Regions from separate parts of the Homo sapiens genome. Here all the other regions are linked to region 3. A link is a loop called in an ENCODE intact Hi-C map of the cell type or tissue named here. Cell type or tissue: MCF 10A. All regions are shown on one strand.

Region 1 (8,000 bases), 550 kb after region 3:
TTCTTTTTTCCTATCGAATTAATACAATTCTTTCTATGTTTCTTTGGGGATTTTTGCTTATTTTTGCTTCTTTATGCCCTTACCTCATTCTAATTAGGTTTTGAGGCAGTAAATAATTTCATATCTTTTCAATATTCTTATCTTCTAAAACTTGTTTATGTTGGTCTTTTTAGAGCCCTCCTGCCCACCCCCACAAAAGGCCTTGGTATTCCATGAAATAAATAAAAACAGTGCTTTAAAGTATGGCACGTGGAGTGAACAAAGAACCCTTGGTTTCTACTTGCTAGACTTTTATTTGTCCTCACACTGTATTCCCTGTCATAGTAACAGGACTACATTATTGATTCGTGTTCAACTTCCAGACTACCCCTCCATCCCTGTCTGTCATTCTTGTATTATCTGCAATTCCCAACAGAGCATTCATTTCACTGTCTTTCCTGTTATCCTGCAGTTTTTCATCTTGGATTCCATTCTACTTGCTTACTTGGCAAAGAAAAAAATATTAAGGATGGTTGTTTTTAGATTCTAAGTGAAATTGTGTAAGATGATAGTTCTAGCCTCTTTTATTTTTTAGCTTATCTTATTCCCAAAAGTGAAAAATGTACCTGCTACTTACACCATAATTCTTTTAGTAGTGGTTACTTGGTCCAAATCAAATTTCCTTTGCCTTCAAAATAGCAAATACATCAAGAGCGTTGTTTCATTCTATATATTGAATTATAGAATATCCATATTTCCTGGCCCTGAAGATTTCTTAATATTTGCAGGATCTGGTTCTAGAACACTATCGTTTCCTGACAACTCAGCTAAAGAAACATAAAAGGGCATAAGAATTTGGAGTCAGAAAAAGTTGCCTTTATACACTGTTTTTATTTTTAGCATTTTGATGCATAATGCCAATTTTAGTGTTACAGTTTTACAGTATCTAAATCTTACCGTTTTATAGTATTTAAAAATGTAATTGACAGTTAAAATAACTTTTGCCATTTGATGAGTTTTTTAATGGAAAGCTAAATAATAGAAATATTCAAACCACATATAAAATAAAGATACATTTTAAAAAGTAAATTAGGAAAGAAATGAAACCCAAGGCTTTAAATCTTTTTTAATAACCTTTATTGGAATGTCCTAACTAAATAAATATGTTTCCATTATAGAAAATATGACCATGTAGGTAAAGGCACAAAGAAGATATAAAATTATTTTAGTGAGTTTATTTTTTTATATCATTAATTTCTGGGATGTTTGTAATGTTTAAGACTCCTTCTTGCTCTTATTTTTCCTTTTCATGGTAACCTGCTTTTTCTTTTATGAAGGTCATATGTTCTCAATTCTCATTCTCAATACTCAGTGACAATGTTACCTGGATTTCTTTTCATTTTCTTAATGTCCACCACTGATTCTCTTTTCCTGAGGCAATGACTCTGATGGTCCAGCTAGATCTTCTATACTAACTCCTGATTCTCCTCAAATGCCTAGTGATTTTATGATGACTGTACATATTTACAGGTTTAATATTAGTAGCTGATATGGAATGGATTGCTCTGGTAACTGTAGAAATCATGAGGGTTAATTTCCCCAGGTTGGCCTACTCTGAAGTTGATTTTTATAGGAATGCAGGCCCTACCTCACCACTGCCTCTCAAAGCAGACAAAATCTGGGATTATATCATACATCCCAAGCCACAATCATGGCTCTTTCCCTGCCAGCTTCCAGGTAATTCTGATATAAAATTAGGGAATCCACAATTTGCTGCAGAAGGTGGGAGCAGGATTATCCAATTTAACAAGCTACCGATTTACCATTATCACCTTCTCCCGTGATGTAAACTTGTGAGAGTCCCAGAAAAGCTAAAATTCTGTCAAGATGCCATAAATAAAAACCCATCGATCAGATATACTTTTAAGAAGAAACTAGAAAAGGTGACTACCAAGTGGAGAAGAGTACTTAACTCAACCTCACCTTCTCCAATTGTCATACCCCCATGTGTGGCACAATTAATTGACACCGGAAACTTGGAAAAAAAACATGTACTTGCCAGGAAGCCCTTTCTACTTTGACCTTCTATAAAGTTACACCAAAAACACCAGTATCAGGTATCACCAAATATGGGATCAACATGAAGCTCTATGATCACAGAGGGAAGAGAAATAGAAATTTTAGTTACGTGGACAAATAATTTTATCAAAATGGCAGGAGGTCAGGCGCGGTGGCTCACGCCTGTAATCCCAGCACTTTGGGAGGCCGAGGCGGGCGGATCACAAAGTCAGGAGATCAAGACCATCCTGTCTAACATGGTGAAACCCCATCTCTACTAAAAATACAAAAAATTAGCTGGGCTTGGTGATGGGCGCCTGTAGTCCCAGCTGCTCCGGAGGCTGAGGCAGGAGAATGGCGTGAAACCAGGAGGCGGAGCTTGCAGTGAGCCGAGATCGCGCCACTGCACTCCAGCCTGGGTGACAGAGTGAGACTCTGTCTCAAAAAAAAAAAAAAAGTACAAAAACCTTACGTCCCAAACCTTTGCACTTTTCCCCATATTTGTCCTCTCTCTGAAGATATCTTGCAATTATCTTTCATTGTATTGTTAGCCTAACTCTTCTTCCCTCTGGATCTCTGTACCCATTCTGATCTTAGCTTTGAAGAAACTTAAAGCAAAGCTTGCTTTCATCTGGCAGACACAGAGTATGAGTTAGGAACCTGATACATTTGGGTTTTCATAGTGGCTCCACCCCTTACAAACTGCATGACCTTAGGAAATTACCTAAACTCTCTCATCTTCGGTTTCCCCACCTGTGAAACATTAATGACAATGCCCAACGCATGGGCAGCACATTACCAAAGTACCAAGAGTAGGGGCCCAATTAATGATATGATGAGTAGGAATCCTCTAATTTTTAACTGGAGCCTTTAGAAATTTGAGAATTCTAGAAGTTCCTTTCATGTACAATACCCTGCATGGGTGCTGGGAAGAACACAAAACCTCCAGTGTAATCACATACCTGCTCTCAAGGAAAGTACGCAAGCCCATCCTGATCAAAATGGAGCTCTGAATAGAATTGGCATAAAAGTCCCTTTTGCAAAGACAGCCCTCCTGGAGACAATGCTAAAGCTTAATCCCAAATCTTTTCTGTATTCCCTTGCAGGAGGCAAAGGCAGGTGGCAATTTCACTGAGCTCTGAAAGCCATTTAATCCCCTTCTGGAAAACATTTGAGTTTGCCTCACTTCATTGCCCAGGCTCCCCTCATGGGTATATGAGCATTCAAGGATATCTTCTCCTGGTTCTAAAAACTCCAGGGTCTAGAACTCACTAGAGCCTCCTTTGCCACGGGGGAAAATACCAATGATGTTTCCTTAAAGTTAGAATCCATTTCAGCAAGGTTGGATTTCTTACCATTACAAATAAGAAAGTTTTTATGCAGAATTAACTCAGGTATTCTACAGAACAAAGGTTAGTAAAAGGATTATAGGTTTCCTTCCTATTTTATATGTATGATTTTTTATTTTTAATTTAATATTGATTGTACTAAAACTAAACTCACCTGCATGCACCAAAACATGAAATAAATGAAACCCAAATATAAGGTAAGAATTAACATTCACTTTTATTAATGACCTTCCTCCTATTTCCTTGACTCCAAAAAATATTTTTTCCTACAGCACCCTTTGCTATCAAATTGAGACCCTCCTACCAGGTTAAAGTCTGAATCAAAAATCCTCCCAGTACTGGTATTTGAGAGAGTTTTGCCTAGACTCACACTTTGTGGGGGTGATACAGGACAGACAAGCCCCTAAAATGGGGCTTAGTCCAGGAGGGTTCTTGGCTTCACCAGGGAAAGAATTCAAGGGTGAGCCAGAAGTGTTAGACAACAATCTTTTATTGAATGGCACTGCTCCTTGCAGAGCAGGGCAAACTCATGAGCAGTGCATCCAGAGTTGGCAATGTATGGGCTCTTGGCAAGTGTGTTTATACTCACTTATACCCACTTTCAATTATATGTAAATTAAGGGGTGGGTTAATGCAAATCAAGGAGTTGGTTATTTAGAACCTTCTAGAAAAGGATTAGTAACTTCCAGATCATTGCCATGGAAAGGGGTGGTAATTTCTGGGTCATTGCCATGGCATTTGTAAACTGTGATGGCGCTGTTGTGAGTGTCCCATGCTAATGAGTAATGAGAGCAGCCAGAGAGCACCCACATCACCATCTGCTGGTTTCTTCAGATTTCTTCACTTTATCCTGCCTGGAGCAGACAGGTCCATAATGCTTCTTTGGTCATCAGGGTTATGACCAGAAAGCAAGTCCTGCCAATCTCCCATTTCAGAGGGACAGGCGATTTCAGGGAAGTAGATGTCTCCTCCTACGGGGTTGGCCTGCCTGTGTTACCAGGAAAAGCAGCACTGAAGCACCCCTTGTTGATGGCTGAGGGCGGATCTGCATGGGGAGGCCACTGATGTTACTTTATCCATGATGTAGGCACTTTCAGATTTGCACACTTCAGAAAGCATGCTCATATTTTGATGAAAAGTCCCGTGTCTTCTGGTTGCCCTCGTCACAAAACAAATACAGCTGTGAAAGCACAGATGGGCAACAGCACAGGTAGAGTGTTTGTAATTGAAAGTGTTTACCTCTGAGGAGGGAAGGGCAGCAGTTACTAGTCCATGGGGCTCAGGACCCGGCTGAGGACACTCAAAAGCCTCCTACTCTGGGAAATCTATAGATTGAGGCAAATAATCAGAACCTTTTATCAAGCACATGGGAAAGGAGTGAGGCACTGTGAGCTCATCTGGAGCATGTGGTGGTCTGTGCCCACCCTGTTAGCTGGGGAACAGAACTGGAGGCAGAAGCTTGAGCTTGTTTCCACAGGAGCCCATAAGGAGGATCTGGACTGGGCAACTGCCTCTACTCCCCTCCCCTAGAGACAGTGGTTACTACACCCACAGGGGACTTCAGGGAAAATGGAGGTGGGAGTACAAGAAAGCTGCAGTGGTATGTAGTCTGGGTTCAGTTGATTGGTCAGTGCTAATGGTCAGATCAGATGTCCATGAAAAAAAAAAAATGCCTGGCAGGAATTTTGTGATTTGTCCCCTCACAGGATAGATATAAGATGTTTCATAATGTACGTACTTATTTCATATACATAATTCACCTATTTTTGATTTTTTTACACATTTTGGAGACCTAAACATTTCTTTTCGCTTTCCAGGAATGCTGGGACTTTGGTCAGAGGGTGTGCTGTGACATGGGGAGAGGCAGCCCAAATGCATTCTCTACATGTTGCCTTCTGTTTGTGGCAGATAGAGCACTGTGGGCCATCACCTTATGGGTTGAGGTAGGGCAGTTGGTGTAGAGCCATCGGTGGAGCCAGGGTTGAGGGCAGCTCGGAAAGAGGGAGTCTCTTGCAGTAGCAACTTTTGGAGAGCAGTACCAACATTGCCACAGAGAGTAAAGTGTGTGTGGAGTGGACATCAGTCGGCACAAAGAGCCATCAGGAGCAGTGGCTGCCTCAGAGCTGCTCTCATGGGTCTGTGGTCGCCATGTCTACTTCATTTCTCTTGTGCAGCCCACTGGCCACTCTCCTTGCATTCCCCAGACCCAGAAAGTGGCAGCCTGACTGGCTTGACCAATTATCACCCCTGCTATGGTGCACAGAACCTTCACTTGGCCACCTCAGGTCATGGGCCAATGTTTGAATGAGAACACGGGCAATCCAAGGTACCCTGTGCAAAAACGGACACAGCACTGCTCCTCTACACTTCCCAGCCATTTCCGGTTAGGCGTGGCTGTGTGACCAGTTGTGCTACTGGGCTGTGAGGGGATGATGCTGCATGTCACTCCCGGGGAAGAGGTGAAAAGCCCATGAGTGGCATCCATTCTCTCTCCCTGCCTTAATAGCCAAAGGCATTCCACCCTTGCCAGAGATGCTGAGTGACAGCCGTGGGCAGAGTCCCCCAGCAATCGCCATCACTGCAGTTTACAACAAATAGGTAACACGTGCAGGAAACGAACCTTTGGGAGCTCAGGGTGATTTGGTTACAGAAACATAACATCAGCTCTCCTACCTAATGCATCCTGAAACCCAAACCCTTTTCCAGACTGAGAGAATTTCTGTTCCTTAGACCCCAAAGTCTAGGCCACCCACCCACAAATATGAGATGGCAGTCACAACTGTGCAGAAGTAACATTAACCAAAATACACAGAAATGTTCATAAGGATTATCTCTGCATAGTGAGAGCATGGGCAGTTTTTATGCTCTATCTTCCTGTATTTTTCCAATTTTCTTCAATGTATATATATATATTCTTTTATAATCAGAAAATAATATCAACATTATTTTTTAAAAATGAGTTTGTTGCATTGACCTCAGTAAAACATATTGGGACAGACAGGTGTTCCAAAAATGGTCCTTCATTGCCACGGACACAGTTTGCTTGCCCCTTCCCTGCCCTCTGGCTTCTGCCTCACATTTCCTTGTAGCTGTGCTTACCAAGGTCACCCGTGACCTCCACAGGGCCTGGGCGCTCATCACCCCCAGTGTGCCACCTGCGCTAGACCCTAGCTCCCTGAGGGAGGGCCAAGATGTTTCGAAACAAGGTGTCAGCAGGACGCACTCCCTCCCCAGACTGGGGTGTAGGGTGGGTAGAATCTGTCCCATGTCCCATGCCTGTCCCCTAGTTTCTGGTGACCTCCAGCATTCCTTGGCATTCTTCAGCTTGTCATCCCATCACTCCTATTTCCGTCTTCACATTGCCTTCTCTGTGTGTGTCTGTCTAAAACTCCCTCTGCCTCTCTTATGAGAATACCTGTGATTCTATTTAGGGCCCATCCAGATAATCCAGAACAAAGGCCTGTTCTCAAAGGCTTTCCCTTCATCACGTCTATTGCCATAGAAGATAACATTCATGGGCTCCGAAGACTAGGACACAGACACAGATTCTGGTGATGTGGGGTGGCCAGCACTCAGCCCATGACACCTAGCATAAAATGAAATTAACATTCCATAATATTTATTAAATGGATCCATAAATTGCAAATAAGTGAATGACTCCTCAAAGGCTGACCTCCTCTGTGAAGTCTGGTTGATTCCTCCCTAGGCTGACTAGGCACATCTTATCTACTCCAAGCCCGCTGCATGCGATTCGAGACCCAGGCTCCTGCTGACGTGCTGGAACTGTGGATTTACTTGATTGTCGCCTCCACACCCCATCTCTCCACCCCGTGCACTTCCTGGGGCAGAGACTGTGCGCCACATTCCTACCTCTCTGCTCCCAGGCCCTCGCTCCCTCTCTGGCACGGAATTCAATGTTCGTTAAGCAAACAAGTGACCTCCTCCTAAATCAACTACAGGAAATAAGAAAAACGATTGCTAAATTACCGCAAGCCTCCCTCTGAATTTCCCTGGCTTACAAAAACTATGTTTGATTGAGCTGCAACATGGGAAAGTGCTTCATTGTATCTAGAAAAGCTGCATTTGGACCTGACCCTATGGCCTTTGACCATCTAATACACATTTTTGGCACGGTGCTCTTTGGAAAGAGGGAGAGACTTTGTTTCCCTTTGTCTGGTAGGTTGTTTAATAAAGTCAGTGGCGTGCTGAGCAAATCCACACGGGCCTGCAGCCCTTTCTCTCAAGGCTGATGGGAGGATTAATCTCCATTGGTGATGCTTCTTTCTTTTGCAGTCAAGTCAGCGGGAGCTCCCAGCTCAGAGTGAATCTCACCAGATGGAAAGCTGGAGGTCTAGGAGTTGCCGAACATAGAATCAACACTATAATTATTAGTCACATTAAAGAATTAAAGTAGAGAGGCCTGCTATGGAAATCAGTATAAGGATAACTAATGGCAGAGAGGGTGTTAATGCATTAACATTAAAACCACTTTTCTCCTCATAAATGAATCAGAGATAATCCAGTAAAGTGGTATCTGTGCTTGTTTCAGGGACCTTGGTTCATCTCAGGCATTGTTCAAGATCTGCACTTCTGGTCAAGCTGATCTCCGTGTGA
Region 2 (8,000 bases), 860 kb before region 3:
GGCTCTCCTCAATCTGTAGGAGCCAGCTCCTGCTTCCCACTGCAATAAATGATTACATAGTTGATCATATCCTTGTATGAAAAATAGGGAGGCCCAGCACGGTGGCTCACACCTGTAATCCCAGCACTTTGGGAGGCTAAGGTCGGCGGATCACTTGAGCCCAGGAGTTTGAGATCAGCCTGGGCAACATGATTCAACCTCATTTCTCAAAAAGGTTAGTGGGTAGCTGGGACTGAGGCAAGAGGATCACTTGAGCTGAGGAGTTCAAGGTTGCAGTGAGCCATTGATTGTGCCACTGCACTCCAGCCTGGGGCAACAGAGTAAGACTGTCTCAAAAAAAAAAGGAAGATATATTTTATAATTTATACATATTTCCATCAAAATAAATATTTCTTAGATAGTTAATTCTCTCAAATCTGAACACTTTTGTTATTTATGCTGATTTATTCCTCCATGTTTTCAAGAGGAAACACACAGTGGAGAAAAATATTTTAAGAGCTAATGACTGAGAAGTTTATTTTGGGTTTTCTGCAGGCTTTTTTTTTTTTTTTTTTTTTTTGAGACAGGGTCTTGCTCTGTTGCCCAGGCTGGAGTGCAGTGGTGCAATCCTGGCTCACTGCAGCCTCAACCTCCCAGGCTCAAGCCATCCTCCCACTGCAGCTTTCCTGCATAGCAGAACTATAGGCATGCATCACCATACTGGCTAATTTTTTTAAATTTTTTATAGAGACAGGATCTCACTATGTTACCCAGGCTGGTCTCAAAGTCCTGGATTCAAGTGATCCTCCCATCTCGGCCTCTCAAAGTGGTAGGATTACAGGTATGAGCCACTACACCTGACGTGAGAAATTTTCAGAACTGATGGAATGCAACAACCTTTAGACTTAAGAAACCAACAAATCCCAAGAATTTAAAAAAAAAAAACCCTACACCAGACATACCATACTGAAACTACAAAGCTTAAAAGCAGCCTAAGGAAAGCAGCAAGATGGAAAGCTGACCTCAACTTTGCAACAATGGAAGACAAAACCCAGTGAAATGATATCTTTAAATGTGTGGAGGGAAATGACTACTGACCTCTAATTCTATATCCCATTGAAAGGAAGGACAGAAGGAAAGAAGGAAGGAAGGAAGGGAGGGAGGGAGGGAGGGATGGAGGGGAGTATATTAGTCCGTTTTCGTACTACTGTAAAGAACTGCCTGAGACTGGGTAATTTATAAAGGAAAGAGGTTTAATTGACTCACAGTTTCGCATGGCTGGGGAGGCCTCAGGAAACTTACAAGCATGATGGAAGGCAAAGGGGAAGCAAGGCATCATCTTCACAAGGTGGCAGGAAGGAGAATGAACGCGAGAAGAACAACCAAACACTTATAAAACCATCAGATCTCATGACTCACTTACTATCATGATAACAGCACGGGGGAAACTGTCCCATGATTCAATTACCTCGACCTGATCTCTCCCTTGGCATGTGGGGATTATGAGGATTACAATTCAAGATGAGACTTTGGGTGGGAACACAGCCAAACCATATCATAGAGTGAAAAGGGAGATGGAGGGCAGAAGGAGGAAAAGACTTTCAGAAATAAGAGCAAAATAAGACATTTTAGACAAACAAAAACAGAGAAACAACTACTGACAGATCCTTATTTTTAAAAATTCAAAAGAGTATACTGTATTCTGAAGGAAACCTACCTCAGATGGAAGACCTAAGATGCAAAATAAATAAGCCTTCAGCCCACCGAGATTTTTCAAGGCCATCCCCAATGCAGCTGCTATTTTCAGCTTGCACCCACTTAAAAGCCCACCAACAAATTAAATGGAGAAAAGATAGAGACCACCATCCCTGCATTATTTATTTAACAGTGGCACCAATTCCTGGAGCTTGATAAGGTTTTTGTCTTACTATCTTGGCCACTGGTTGGGATGGGACAGGGAAGCAGTTTTAGACCCACCTTAGATCCAAAGGTGTGGCAGTGGGAGGCTGTCAATCAGCCGTGCTTCTCAAAGCTAATTCCCCTGAAGAACATCTGAGTGCAGCACCTCCATGGCCACCACAGAGAAGAAAGGGCATGTGTGTTCTGAGAGGTATGTACAGGAATATTTATAGTGCAATGTTTGTAATAACCCCAAACTGGAAACAAACTCAGATGTCCATCAACAGGATGGTAAATAAATGCATAGTGGCATCAGCATACAATGGAGTGCTATCGGGCAATGAATGAACTATAGTATGGTGCATACATGTGGATGAATCTAAAACAAACAATGTTGGGGCCAGAAAAAGTAAGTACAGGAGAATACTGTATAGTCCCATTGATTAAGTTCAAATATAGGCAAAATTAAATTATACATCCTTAATGATATGTACACAGGTGGTGAAACCATAAAGAAAAGCAAACCATTAACACAAATATAAGAATAATCGTTACTTCTGGGAAGAAGAAAAGGGAATCACAGAAGGCTTCTAAGAAACTGATAACATTCAGCAGAAATATCTTTAACAAGTGGTTTCATACAAGGTGTTCATTTAATATTGTTCTTTGGACCATACATAGTGTCTTATAGACCTTTTCTGTATATGATGTCTTTTACAATAAAATGTTTAATATGACTGTTTAATTAGACACATAAAAAGCATTTGATTTTTTTAAAATACCTTTAGCAAGCTAGATATAGAAGAAATCTTCATTCAAATGATGGCTACTAAATAGAAACCTACAGCAAGCATCACACCTAAGAGCAGAACATGAAAAGCATCCCTACTAGGGTCAGGAGAAGAGAAAGGATGCACTGTTGTTACTAGTCTTCATCCTAAATGGTAGTCATATATTTCTAATGGATTTGAATACATTTAACTCACTAATGAGTAGTTGGTACTTACTCCATTTATCATACTGACATAAGGAAGACTGACAGTCTCATCACAATGTAACTTTGTCATAGTCCCGGAAACAATTATACATATGCAGTCCTGACTTGCGTTAATAATGAATTAATTAATCCCAGCACTTTGGAAGGCCAAGGCAGGCCAACATGGTGAAACCTCATCTCTACCAAAAATACAAAAATTAGCCGGGCAGGGTGGCAAGCACCTGTAATTTCAACTACTTGGGAGGCTGAGGCAGGAGAATCACTTTAATCCGGGAGACCAAGGTTGCAGTGAGCCGAGATCACACCACTGCACTCCAGCCTTGGCAACAGAGCAAGACTCCATCTCAAAAATAACAATAATAATGAATTAATTAATTATTCCAACAATACTAATTGTTTCCAGCTAAACTTGTGTGGAATTGTAATTCTATTTCTCTCATTCTTTTGATCATGGGTCATCTTTCAGAGAGTCACGCCTCCAGAAGATGGAACAATGAGGCAATCTGGTCTAATGAAAAGTCTGTAGACCTTGAAGTCAATCAGGTGTATGTTCAAATTTAGCTCCATCACTTCCAAGCTGGGTGTGACCTTGATTGTATCAATTAATCTCTCCAGTCTTCTATTTGACATCTTACAAAATGAGGATAATAATGCATACTCTGCAGAAATGTGAGTCCTTGAAATACTACATGTCAAGGACCTAGCTCAAAGCCTGGGTATAAAAGATGATCAAAAATGGTCATAGTTGTCCAGGCGTGGTGGCTCACGCCTGTTATCCCACGACTTTGGGAGGCCAAGGTGGGCAGATCACCTGAGGTCAGGAGTTTAAGACCAGTCTGGCCAACATGGCGAAACTAAAAAATACAAAAATTAGCCGGGCGTGGTGGCAGGCGCCTGTAATCCCAGCTACTCGGGAGGCTGAGGCAGGGAGAATTGCTTGAACCTGGGAGGCAGAGGTTGCAGTGAACCAAGATCACACCACTGTACTCCAGCCTGACTCCATCTCAAAAAAAAAAAAATGGTCATAGTTGTGATTATTTTATTAACTTCACAGTAGCCAGCTAAACTCCTGAAACCAACCCCCAAAATGTTGATTAACAGTTGACAGAGAACGCTGGTGTGCTGCCATGGCACTTATTAGCCCTGTCTTATTCAAATGTTTATCAATCGCTTGAAACATAGCCTAAATGATTATTAAATTTCTAGATGATATAACGATAGACCAAATGACTAAAACACTGTGGTCCCCAACAACACTAGGACCAAAACCAACAGGATGAAATTTGATGTGAGTAAAAGGAAGGACCTGTGTTGGATTTCCCTGACATTGCACTTGGCACAGGACAAGCAATGATAGCATCTAAAGGACCCTCTTGTTTGTGAGTTTGGTGTGAGCTAACAGTGTGTGAGCGTCTATAACACATGCGAATTTAGTTTGCCTGACAAGGTTAGCAGTACCCTGAATTTAAAAACAGAGAAGAATTATGTGGCCAGCCCCAGTTACAATAAGCAGACAAGGCAGCTCTCTCTCCTCAGTAGAGCAGCATCACACATCTCAGAGACCCCTATGGAGTGGTGGTGGGAACATGCGGACTTGAATTAGATTGCTATCAATCCACTTTTAAACTACTAACATGTCTGTTTCTAACAGCCTCAGGGAATAGGCATTACAAACCATCACAAAAACTCATTTTTTTAAAAAAACACATGGCAGCAACCATAATAATAAAACTGCACAAAAGAACCAAAGCAAGAAAAAGCAAGAAGGAAGAAAAGGTCAGCATTACAGTGATGTTGATTGGATTGCAATGACCTGTTCATATTCTTGCTTTTGAAACACCAGGTTCTCTAGGTCATTTAAAAGGAAACTAATTAATTGCTTCTGATATTTTCTTTCATCTCCAAATCATGTCTCTTTTTTTTTTTTTTTTTAAGGTTTTTGGCTACACATTGCCACTGGGTGGAGCTCAAAGTCCACAAAAGCACCTTGGAACCAGCAAGTAAATAAAAAGCAGCCAGCCACGGACTCATTTTCAGACACATAACATTTACAATATTTTTTTTCTCTTGTATTGATACGTGAAGAAGCACAAACACTGAATGAAAGGAAGTGGCCATCTTTTAGAAAGAAAGAAAGCATCTCTGCAACTGAAAAAAAAAAAAAACAGCCAGCTCGGAAAGAGATTGCGGAAGTGGTTTTCAGAGATCAATAATATGCAATTATTGACTTAAGCTGAGAGTGAGATTGGAGGCTTACAATCATAACGAATTGAAGTTCTTGCATAGAGAATTTGTTTTGCTGTATTTTTTTATCACCTTTTTTTAATTGCACAGAGGCACTTGCAGCTTGGCAGCTTTATTTTGCATAGGTACACTGTGTGAATGTGTGTATATTATGAGTATAGGTTAAATGCATTCCTGTAAGAAGGCCCAGAGGCTGCCTGTGGGGCCCAGACAGTCCATCTGCTCCAGCAACCATCCCCTTGGGAAAATAAAACGTGAAATGCCACTAAGACAACCGATTATTATGCTGTTTTAGATTAGGCAACTTGTGCTTTCCCCCTTTGTCAAACCCCTGAAAGGAAGAGTTGCAAACCAGAAGAGAAAATAATAATGAGCTTTTCATTACCTCCAGAGCATGAGCTGAAAGTTTCTTTGACAAAGAGAGGAGGGAAATCGGATGTGTCTCAACTGGCTCCAGTTATATTAGCATTTTTCTTTTGTAGCTACACTAGCATTTTTCCAATTTCCAGTTTTCTTTTCTTGGGCTAATAGTACATGTTTAACAAAATTTAATTGAGTTATAACGAAATAGCTAACACTAAAGCAGTACTTATTATATGTGAATGCTGAGTATTTCACATCTTCACCCCTTTTAATACAACAGCCCTTTGAGGGAGAGGGAGGAATTATTATCATCTCCATTTTGCAGGCATGGAAAAAAAGCCTCAGCAAAGTTAAGTAACTTGTGCAATGATACTCAGCTAGGAAATGGCAATACCTACCTCAGCTGCCTTTCTGCACCGAAACTCATTCTCTTCCTTTCCCATCAGCATATTTCACTGAAGTCTCAGGATGTCCTAGTTAAAAACAAACTCAGTCAGAGAGAAGATATGCCGGTTATGACCTACCTTACTCCCGACCCATTACCCCCTAGGTCCCACCCAGCAGCATTGTGATCTGAGGAAAAAGGAAGGCAATGCTCTAGCTTCCCAAGGGGAGGTTTCACCCAAAATAGGCTTAGCATCCCCTCTCCTCCCAGCAGAGAAGCTCAGCAAAAAGTCTGGATTCTACTATCGCTCTCCAGTTCCATCCCTTGGCAGTCACTGAAGAGCACCTCTGGCAGTCACTTAAGAGCACCCCAAATCTTACCACCTGTGAGAGCTTGGGCAGGTGACTTAAACTCCCTTGTGTTTTTAAACCTGTGAAATACAAATAAGAATACCTTCCTCACAGGTTTCTATGGGAATTAAATAAGTTAAAGTATAGAATGCTTTTGATAGTGCCTGGCACTCTCTACAAGCTAACACGTTGACCATTCCCATTATCACTGATGCAATATCGTCGGCTTTGCACCCCACCCTTTTTTTCTTTTACAACATAATGGGTTTATATTTAATATAGTATTTCTCATCAGGAGGATGTTACTCAGTTGATATAAAGTGCTTTTTTAACGTTAAATCTTTTCCATGTCAATGTCTATAGTGTTTTTTTACATTAAATCTTTCCTGCATTTCAGTATTAGATACACTGAATACATTTTTCTAAATGTTTTTTCCCCAGAGATAAAAGTTTCCCTTTTTGGCTATTTGATATCTAAATACAATATTAACTTGGAAGATAACAAAACAAAAATCAAATCAAAATATGGAGAAAAGACTCCTCAATGATTCAAGAAGTAGTGATTATAACTGAATACTGGTGATTTTCTAGGATTCTGGGCAAGAACTTCCTTCTTCCTATTTCACGTGCTTTGAGAATTCTAAAACTATGAAATATTACTTATGTAAATTTCAGCCATCTTACTTCCTTGACCTTCTTTCTAACCAGCAAATACAAATTATAGGCTGCATTTTTCTGTGCATTATTTGTTGTAAAGAAAACTCTTTTTTTTTTGTTCCCATTTCATGGAAACAATGAAAAATGTAAAACTCCCCTATTTACTGATTCCTGGAAACTTTCACCAAAGCTCAGGTTTAGCCTCAATAGCACAAAGCCTTTCAGGGTGAGGCTTGATTCAGTAGGCCCTTCAAAGTCACATCTGTCCATTTCTCTTTCGTGCATATACCCCCAAGCAAGCAAGAATGTCTGTAACGCTGAGAACCACACCTAACAAGAGAGTGATTGCATCACCGGCTTCTACTGCTTCACCCAGGCAGCACCAAAATAGTGACATGAGGACTAAGGCAACTGTGCTGAAATTCAGATCATGATGTTGGAATCTTGAGGGCTGAAGGTTCCAAAGAAATGGTATATATAGAATTCTATCTGACTTGAAATTTTTCCTTCCTGGAGCTCCAGGTGCTGAGACTAAGAGGTTCCATGTGACACTGCCTTCCAGGAGGCAGCCATTACAGAAACCCACTTTGCACCCCCTTTTGTAATCACAACCTTCTTATCTCCCCCCTTCTCCACACATGACCACTGTCTGCCATGAAAGTATCCTCACCTCCATGTCCTTTCCGTCCAACGAACCTTGCTCCTGGCAACAGACTACTGCTACTTAAGCGCCACTAGGATTATGATACTCTCCATGCTTAAAAAAAATAATGAGGCTGGAGTGGTGCCTCATGCCTGTAATACCAGCACTTTGGGAGGCCGAGGTGGGTGGATCACCAGAGGTCAGGAGGTCGAGACCAGCACAGCCAAAATGGCAAAACCCTGTCTCTACTAAAAACACAAAAAAAAATTAGCCGGGCATGGTGGCGGGCTCCTGTAATCCCAGCTACTCGGGAGGCTGAGGCAAGGAAAACCGCTTGAACCAGGGAGGCAGAGGTTGCAATGAGTGGGGATCACACCACTGTACTCCAGCCTGGGCGACAGAGCGAGACTCTGTCTTAAATAAATAAATAAATAAATAAACAAATAAATAAATAAATCGTGGCTAGATGCTGAAAATATCTAA
Region 3 (8,000 bases):
CTTTGCTTTCTCTCATCTGATTACAAATCCAACCAATTTCATGCGTTCCAATTCGAAGTGCTCAACCTACCCTCATTTATCTATAGTTCGTCACAGCCCTCAAGATTGCTTAGGGGATGGGGGACCTGTCTTAGTAATACCAGTGCTTCAGGCCGTTACCACTCACACAGGTGACAAAAACAGGGACTAGAAATTAGAATTAGAGAAATCCACAAAGCGCTGAGGTTGGCTGTCTTGTGGTGGCGTTTCTCAGATACCAGGGCCCACTGATTTATTTCCCTCAAGGAGAGGCAGTGAAAAACAGTGGTTAGGAAAATAGTCATGAAACATGGATTCTGGAGTTGAGTGATCTGGGTTTAAGTCCCAGTTCTGGCTGTGACTTTGGGCAAGTTACTTAACCTTGTATAAAACAGGAATAATAATAAGATTAAATGAGCTCTTGTATACAGAGTTGTCAGCTTAGTCCCTTGCACAAAGTAGGTATTCAGTACATACTATCCATTGTGGATAGTATGTTGTCCCCAGGTACAGCGGGGACACTGCAGAAGCACTGTCATTAAGGCATGCACTTGGAGTTGTTTTTCCTGTAGGGGGAACATGTTTTAGTCAACCAATATCTGTTCACAAATCTGGCGTCTTTTGGGGAATTGTTTGGGAACTGCCTGGCCTGGGTAAAGAGAGGCATTTCCAGAAGAATATAATTCCAGGCTCAAAGACAGCTGATTCACAGTACCGGTTCTGCCAGTCACCACTGGGTCCTTTGTGCAGTCACTCCATTCTCTGAGTTGTGACTGAAGGATTATGAGAGCCACCTTGGCTAGGTCATTGTCCACCTGAGATGAGGTCACAAATATAAAGCACCCAGAAGAGTGTTTGGCCCCCAGATGGTACATGGTGGTAATTGGTCCCCTTCTGCTGTGGCCTAACCACAACTTCCCAGACCAGATCACTGGTAAATGTCCTCCAGGCTTCTTCAAACCTGTTTCTTGTACTTGCCAAGAAGGATATGACATCCTAAGGCGCTCAGATGACCTCCCTTCCCAGAGACAACTTAGCTCAAACATAGAAAAGCCCAGTCATTAGAAGGGAATTCAATCAATAAGCAGGACTAAAACTAGGTAGAGGAAATCCTTTCATTAAGTATTTAAATGCCTTTTGCGATCTGAGTTTACATAGAAATCATAGAGGGCTACTTGTTAATCACTTCTTTTTCACAAGTATAAGGCTAGCTGGTTCCTTTTCCTGACTGCTCCTTCTGGACTTTGGGGGATGAATGGGAGGTTCGAGGCCACATGGTGGGGACCCTCTCATTGGCCTTATCCTACCATTAATAGGAATATGTGCACTCTGGCAGGTCAGGACTCCCAACCCAGGGTCTCAGAGTCCTCTGAAAATGGAAAATCTTGAAGGCCTTCTGATCACCAGGAGTCTGAACTTCATTTCTTCCTTCTGCTGAAGATTCCCCTAAGGCACTACTTATCTTAAGAACTTCCCTGAAACCCCCTACTCCCTACCCCCAGAGATTTTCCACTCCCTTCCAGGAGCCCCCATTCCACTGGAAGTACACTTCTTTGAAACCTCTGCAAAGCTTTCCTGGTCCTGTAAGTTTACCTTCATGGGCTCCTTAGAGCCTATGCAAACCTCAAAAGTGAGGATTATGTTTGTGTTTAGTCCTGAGCTCCAGCATCCAGTTTATTGGCTAGCACATAATAGGTGTTTACTTATGTTGAAGGAATTTCATGTTAAAGAGACGATAAGCAAGGTACTTTAATCCACTGTAGTTCACCTATGCTTACTCATAACATGGGGATAATAAGAGTTCTTACCTATCTCATAGGGTTTTATGAGCATTAAATGAGACAACCCATTGTTAATGTTTAGCACAGTGTCTAGCACATAGTCATCACTCAGTGCATATTAACCATCATTGTATAATATTATTAACATTCTGATTCCAAAATTTCTGGCCCCATTTTAAAAACAGATAATCCGGTTGGGTGCAGTGGCCTGTAATCCCAGCACTTTGGAAGGCTGAGGCGGGTGGCTCATCTGAGGTCAGGAGTTCGAGACCAGCCTGGTGAACATGGTGAAACCCCGTCTCTACTAAAAATACAAAAATTAGCTGGGCATGGTGGTGCAAGCCTGTAATTCCAGCTACTTGGGAGGCTGAGGCATGAGAACCCCTTGAACCCAGGAGGCGGAGGTTGCAGTGAGCTGAGATCGCACCACTGCACTCCAGCCTGGGAAATAGAGCAAGACTCTGTCCCAAAAAATAATAAAAATAATATAAAAAACAAAACAAAACAGACTCCGAGATACAGAGGAAATGGGCTTGCCCTTAGGAGAAACCAGAGGGCCAAGCACAATGCCAAGAAAAAAGTCAAAATCTTTATTTCCTGTTCAGATCCTTAAATACAGCGCTTATGAGGTCTCTGCCTGAGGGCCCATGGTTTTCAACTTTGCTCAGACCTGCATTTAAGCAGAAGCTCAGGCAAAAGGACGATGGGGAGGGATTGTCTTCCTCAGTATTCTTCTGGCCTTTGAGGAAGAAATGAAAAGAATTCTGTAATCATTCATTGACATGGCTTCCGTGTAAAAATTTTTGAGCCTCAGGCTGAAGAAAACAGAGCAGGGGAAGATATTTAGGAGGGAAACTATTTTACACAAAGGTAACGTGTGTGAGAAATAAAGACTTTTTTTTTTTTGAGACAGAGTCTCGCTCTGTCACCAGGCTGGAGTGCAGTGGCACGATCTGGGCTCACTGCAACCTCTGACTTCCTGGTTCAAGCGATTCTCCTGCCTCAGCCTCCCAAGTAGCTGGGATTATAGGCATGTGCCACCACGCCCAGCTAATTTTTGTATTTTTAGTAGAGACAGGGTTTCACCACGTTGGCCAGGATTGTCTCGATCTCCTGACCTCGTGATCCGCCCGCCTCAGCCTCCCAAAGTGCTGGGATTACAGACATGAACCACCACACCCAGCTGAAATAAAGACCTCTTAAAGCAGAAGGCAAAGGTACATGTCTCTGGAAATTCAGAAGTGTTATTTAGTGATCTAGATGAAGAATATATGGGAGGAGACATGAGAGCCTCTGTACAGAATCATTCATGTAAATGTTTGCCCAGAAACCCAACTGACTGAGGCCATAATTCACCCTTGGGAAACCACCAGAGAAGCTCATTGGATCATAGCTATGAGCGAAGAGCTGTTGCTAGCGAATCAATACTGCTATCTCTATAAGCACCCACCTTATATCTCTGTGACTGCATCTAATTTTTAATAAGCTTGTAATCAATGATTTTTATTATTTTGTATAAATTTCCAAAAGGCTAGTTCAAGTAAAAAAAAGAAATCCTGAACATTTTCAGCTGGAGAGTTTTTAGGAATAATTACATGTACATTAAGCAATATTTTTCTGGTGAAGGTGTATATTTTTCTCTCCTTCCTTCCTTCTCTTCCTGCCTCCCTCCTCTCTTTATTTTATTCCAGAGAGACTGCCATAGGTTTACCAAATACCCGAATAACCCTTTCTTGTTTTATCTGACCCATTCATCTTGTACACGTATTTATTATGATATGAGCACAGAGACTTTTGTTTTCTGTTTTAAACATTTGTTTTTGGATGTTCGGCAGATTGCATGCCTAAAGAATGCTTTGACTAAGAATTCCTAAACACAGATTATGGCTTTGGGCAGAGACCTCTTTCCCCAGTGCCTCAGGTTCCTAGTCTCCACTGCTGACGTGCAGTCAGAATGAACTAATTCACACCCCAGTCTAGGCATCTGGGTCACTTCGTGCACATGCTGTGAAAAGGCCGCTCCTTCCCTTTCTTCAGCCACTACTCGGCACTACTCAGGCACTTCGGAAGCAGTGACTCAGGAGACCAGCAGGTGGCACATGGGAACCAGACTACACACTCCTGTGGCCCAGGACAAAGAGATGGGAGAGGAAGGATTTCGTGCAAGGCCAGCTGGCTGATTTCCTCAGTGTTGGCGGATTGAATGCTGCCCATGAGGACTACAGAAATCTTCATGGACTGCAGGACCTCAATGATTAAAGACAGGGAGGCAGGGAGGAGGGCAAGATCAGGGTGACACTAAAGGATGGGGACATTACAGTCAGTCTTTCAACCTCTGCTAATCCTCTCCCTTAACCCCTTACCTCACAGGGGGGTTGTAAGCTGAAGGACATATCATAGGTAAAGCAACAAGCCTGGTTGGGGAGCTTAACACTGGTAGCTGTTAAAATAGTTATTATCTGGTTGGGTTGAACACAATCCAGTGGTGTTATTTAGGCATTTTTGACTAATCTAGAGGTTGTATGCAGGTGTTTCTGATTCATTCATCTGTTCATTTGTGTTTCCAACCAGTGACTATATATGGAGTAGGTTCTCTTCCCTTTGCATGGCTTAAGTACACGAAGGTGCACAAGGCCCAGTCTTCAGGAAAACAAACAACCCACTGTAGTGAAGTCAGTAGGAGGATGAGAGATAGGTTATATGGAAAAACCAACAATTTAACTTGATAATCAACACTCTAGGCAGAATAGTTAGGTTTTGGGATGATGGTTTTGATGGTGGGGAAGCTAAGACAGGAAGATGAAGGAAAAAAGGACCATTTGCAACCATATATAAGGAAAGGGCATTTATAAATCAGAATAATTTCTAATTGTTAAAATAATCACTATGCTCACACATTCTATTTAACCTTCCTCTTTTAGCTGGATATACTGTGGGGCTTTTATAGAAAGCAATACTTTGAGGGTAATTTAGCCACTTTGAAAAAAGAATATATATAATATATGAAGGGTTATTTTTACAGAGAACAATGCTCAGTTACTCCCTGTTTCCAGAGTAGAAGAGGAAAAGAGCTTTACCTAGAGCAAGAAAATAGAAAAGGCTTTTTAGCACTGAGAAGTGTTCATTCCTGGTGAGTTACCCCCAGAAAATGTTGGCATTGTTTTAGATCTGGACTAGTTTAGATATGGCTCTCTTAGGGAAAAGGAATACACAAGAGTGCTTTTTTTTTTTTTTTTTTTTGACAAAGTCTCACTCTGTCGCCCAGGCTGGACTGCAATGGTGCAATCTCGGCTCACTGCAACCTCCGCCTCCTGGGTTCAAGCGATTCTCCTGTCTCCACCTCCTGAGCAGTTGGGATTACAGGGGTGCACCACCACACCCAGCTAATTTTTTGCATTTTTAGTAGAGACAGGGTTTCACCATGTTGGCCAGGCTGGTCTCGAACTCCTGACTTCAGGTGATCCACCCACCTTGGCCTCCCAAAGTGCTGGGATTACAGGTGTGAGCCACTGCGCCCGGCCCACAAGAGTGATTTTTAAAGGCCCTGTACATACTTAGGATGAACAGAATCTGTATCTTTTCTAGAGAAAAGAAAGACAAAGAATGGCTTAATCACTGACTGTCAAATAAATGAAGGCCTATCAACTGGAGAGAAACTGTTAGATAAAAGAGAGAGAGAACTAAAACAAAAGATCTACCCTAGAAGGAAGCACCATTTTGATTCTAAAGATTGTGGGAGTCTCTTGGGGTAAGTAATAAGAAACTATGGAATGTTAGTTTGGGGAAAATAGGTTCTCTTCCTCTTGTGTAAATGGGCAAATTTTTGGTCACAATTTCAATATGTGCTTATTGGCTGAGTTGGGTGGGATGTTGACAAGATCACCTCTAAGATCTTCATGTTCTGGAAACTTCCCAGTGGTGGGGTAGACCTCATTTCCAAGTTGGCAAAGATGGTGAACATCTAAATGAAGCCTTTGCAATGAACTAGGTTCTTACAGTCTCATCACAGACTAAAACCCAAATTTCCACAAATCATTTAGGAATAATGCATCCAGCTACAGGTGAAGTTCTAAGTGGAAATGGACCATCCCTGCCTTTGGTCTTTGCCAGACTAAAGCTAAAGTGGTAGAAAATACCTGAGACTTTTTATAATGCAGAGTATGGATTTTACTCAGAGTGCAGAGGACAGAATTGCACAGGATCTAAGGGCCACAAAGTGATTTTTAGTAAATATTCAACCACTTTAGGAGAATTCTAATAAATAGTCAAGGTAGAGAAATTGGGGTCTAAATCCTAAGACTCATGCTCCCTTCTGAAAAAATTGTATCTGCAAAGATCAGCAGCCAAGTGAAGAATACTAACCATATTTATTAACATCTCAGCAAGCTTCCAATTACAACAATACTACCCCACTTGCCCTGTGAAAAGTGTCTCTGGTTAATTTGAAACCTAGCATGTGGCTTAGGCTGAAGGCCACAGGGGAGCCAAAGAGCTTCTTCCTAACAGGGAAGGTCCTGACTATCCTGATTCCCACACAAGAACAAGAGTTCATAGAGCAAGAAGCGGACAAGGAGACACAGGCCTGCCCTTGCAGGCTGGTCCTTCCTCAGTCAGCAACAGCGAGTAGAAGACCAGGTGCTTGCAGCTGCCTATCACTGTTCAACGCTGTGCCCTTACCCGATGAAGGTCAGGGCTGGAGAGCAGATTAGCAACTCTTCCTCTTGTGTAAATGAGCAAGCAACAGGGTGCTGTGTGTATAATCAAGGCGGAAACAAGGAGATAGGAAGAAAGTTCTTTCAACCAAATGCCCTCCTTAACATTTCTGTTACCACTTATGTAACCCAGAGCATTGTCCATCTGATTAAATCTGAACATTAATGAAGAATAGCTTCATTTTAGCAGCCTTAAATGAACATGAACTCTGGAAGGAGAATTTGTAACACTTATTCCTGATTTTGTTGTTGTTGTTGAGCTTTAAAATCCTTAAGTTGGATCTCATTTTAGATAAGGACTGAGGTTGAGAATAGGTTCAGAAGTCCTAATGGTCTCTTTGTATTTCAATATAAGACATTTCCTTCCCTAACTTGGCTCAGAAAAGTACACGTCAAAGTGAATATGGGAACTATAGAAACCCTAATGGTGAGGAGTGAGGGCAAAATACTGGGCTAAGAATTCTCCCTCAGTATCACCTGGACTGTTAGTAATTGCAAAATAAGTTTGGAAAGACAGACAAGGTTTGTATCATGTATACCACAATCAACCAAACCATCAAATATTTCTCTTGCCTGTGATCATGACATTCAATCATCAGGGGAGAGTTTAATCTAACCACAGATTGACAAGAAAATAAAAATAGAGAAAAGTAGTCCAGGGAAACTAACTGTGCCTTTATGATAATGGCAGCTTCCTCTTGTTGGGTCATGTTGCCCTTTTTCAGGTCTAGATACCAGATGCTACTATAGCAGGTGCCAGGCCAGGAGACCCCCACTGTCATCATCAGCACCCCCAACTCCCTGAACATCAGACAACGTTGTGTCAGTAACTGCCTCTACTTGGGCTGACAGTAACTGAAAAAAAATGTTAGTTCAGAAGTAAACAAAGCCACCTGGAAGAAAACCAAAGCTGGGGAATTGCTGTGACCGACTGATTTACCCTCCTGAATCTTCTGAGCCCCACAGCTTCAGCACCAGTGCCTGGGCACCCTGGCATCCAGGATGTGGAGGGCTGGCCTGCTTCGAAGGCAGTCATATACATGTCAACCTTCCTCTGTCCCCTGTGCCCTCTGTTTTGCCATATCCATGCCCCAGCTGGCCTCCTGGCTCTCCCTACCCATGCCTGGTCTCTCTACCTCTTGCAGATGAGCTGCCTGATCACATACACATTGGTTTCCACCCCAACACTTTGGCTCCAGCAGGCATTGGAGCTTTGTAACCATCATAATCAGCCTAACCTCTGCCTCTCTACTGGGCTTTGGATTTTTCTTCTAGAATAATTTCCTTAGAGCTGTATTTCTGTGGGCTTATTAAAAATGCAGAAATGCAGTTTTCCTGAACGACTCAGAATATCTGGCAGCTGGGCCTGGGAACTAGTACTTTACCAAGTCCTCCAGGTGATCTGGAAGTCCACGGAAGTGGAGAAACCTGGCCTTGGGGAATAGCTGTGGTTCTCTTACAGTTCCGTGTTCTATGATGGAGGCTGTAC

What was found. Hi-C counts contacts between places; a loop is a spot of excess contacts. Peaks named below come from ENCODE experiments on the same cell type or tissue, not always from the same donor. Only the 100,000 strongest peaks of a DNase experiment are listed, where the experiment ranks them.
Region 1: it touches region 3 in a loop (15-fold over the local background); 6 of 110 quality-filtered maps call a loop at or near these places.
Region 2: a loop joins it to region 3, with 8 times the contacts of the local background. A loop is called at or near these places in 3 of 110 quality-filtered maps.

The regions. Positions count from the first base shown.
Region 1 is chr6:88,473,431-88,481,430 of GRCh38, forward strand. No RefSeq gene overlaps it. Among named protein-coding and RNA genes, the nearest start is that of CNR1, 310 kb to the left of the region's middle. In MCF 10A, a CTCF peak has its summit at 4,183 (motif pointing left); no DNase peak of the experiment used is centred here.
Region 2 is chr6:87,061,786-87,069,785 of GRCh38, forward strand. LOC124901354 (small integral membrane protein 30-like) reads right to left here. Exons shown (of 2, transcript XM_047419629.1): 2 at 7,131-7,285. The coding sequence ends at 7,131. Among named protein-coding and RNA genes, the nearest start is that of CGA, 29 kb to the right of the region's middle. In MCF 10A, a CTCF peak has its summit at 4,841 (motif pointing right); a DNase peak (open chromatin) is centred at 4,856.
Region 3 is chr6:87,926,097-87,934,096 of GRCh38, forward strand. It overlaps LOC105377882 (a long non-coding RNA gene), which reads left to right and starts at 5,345. Exons shown (of 3, transcript XR_001744246.1): 1 at 5,345-5,547. RefSeq lists an enhancer at 1-239. In MCF 10A, a CTCF peak has its summit at 3,868 (motif pointing right); a DNase peak (open chromatin) is centred at 3,895.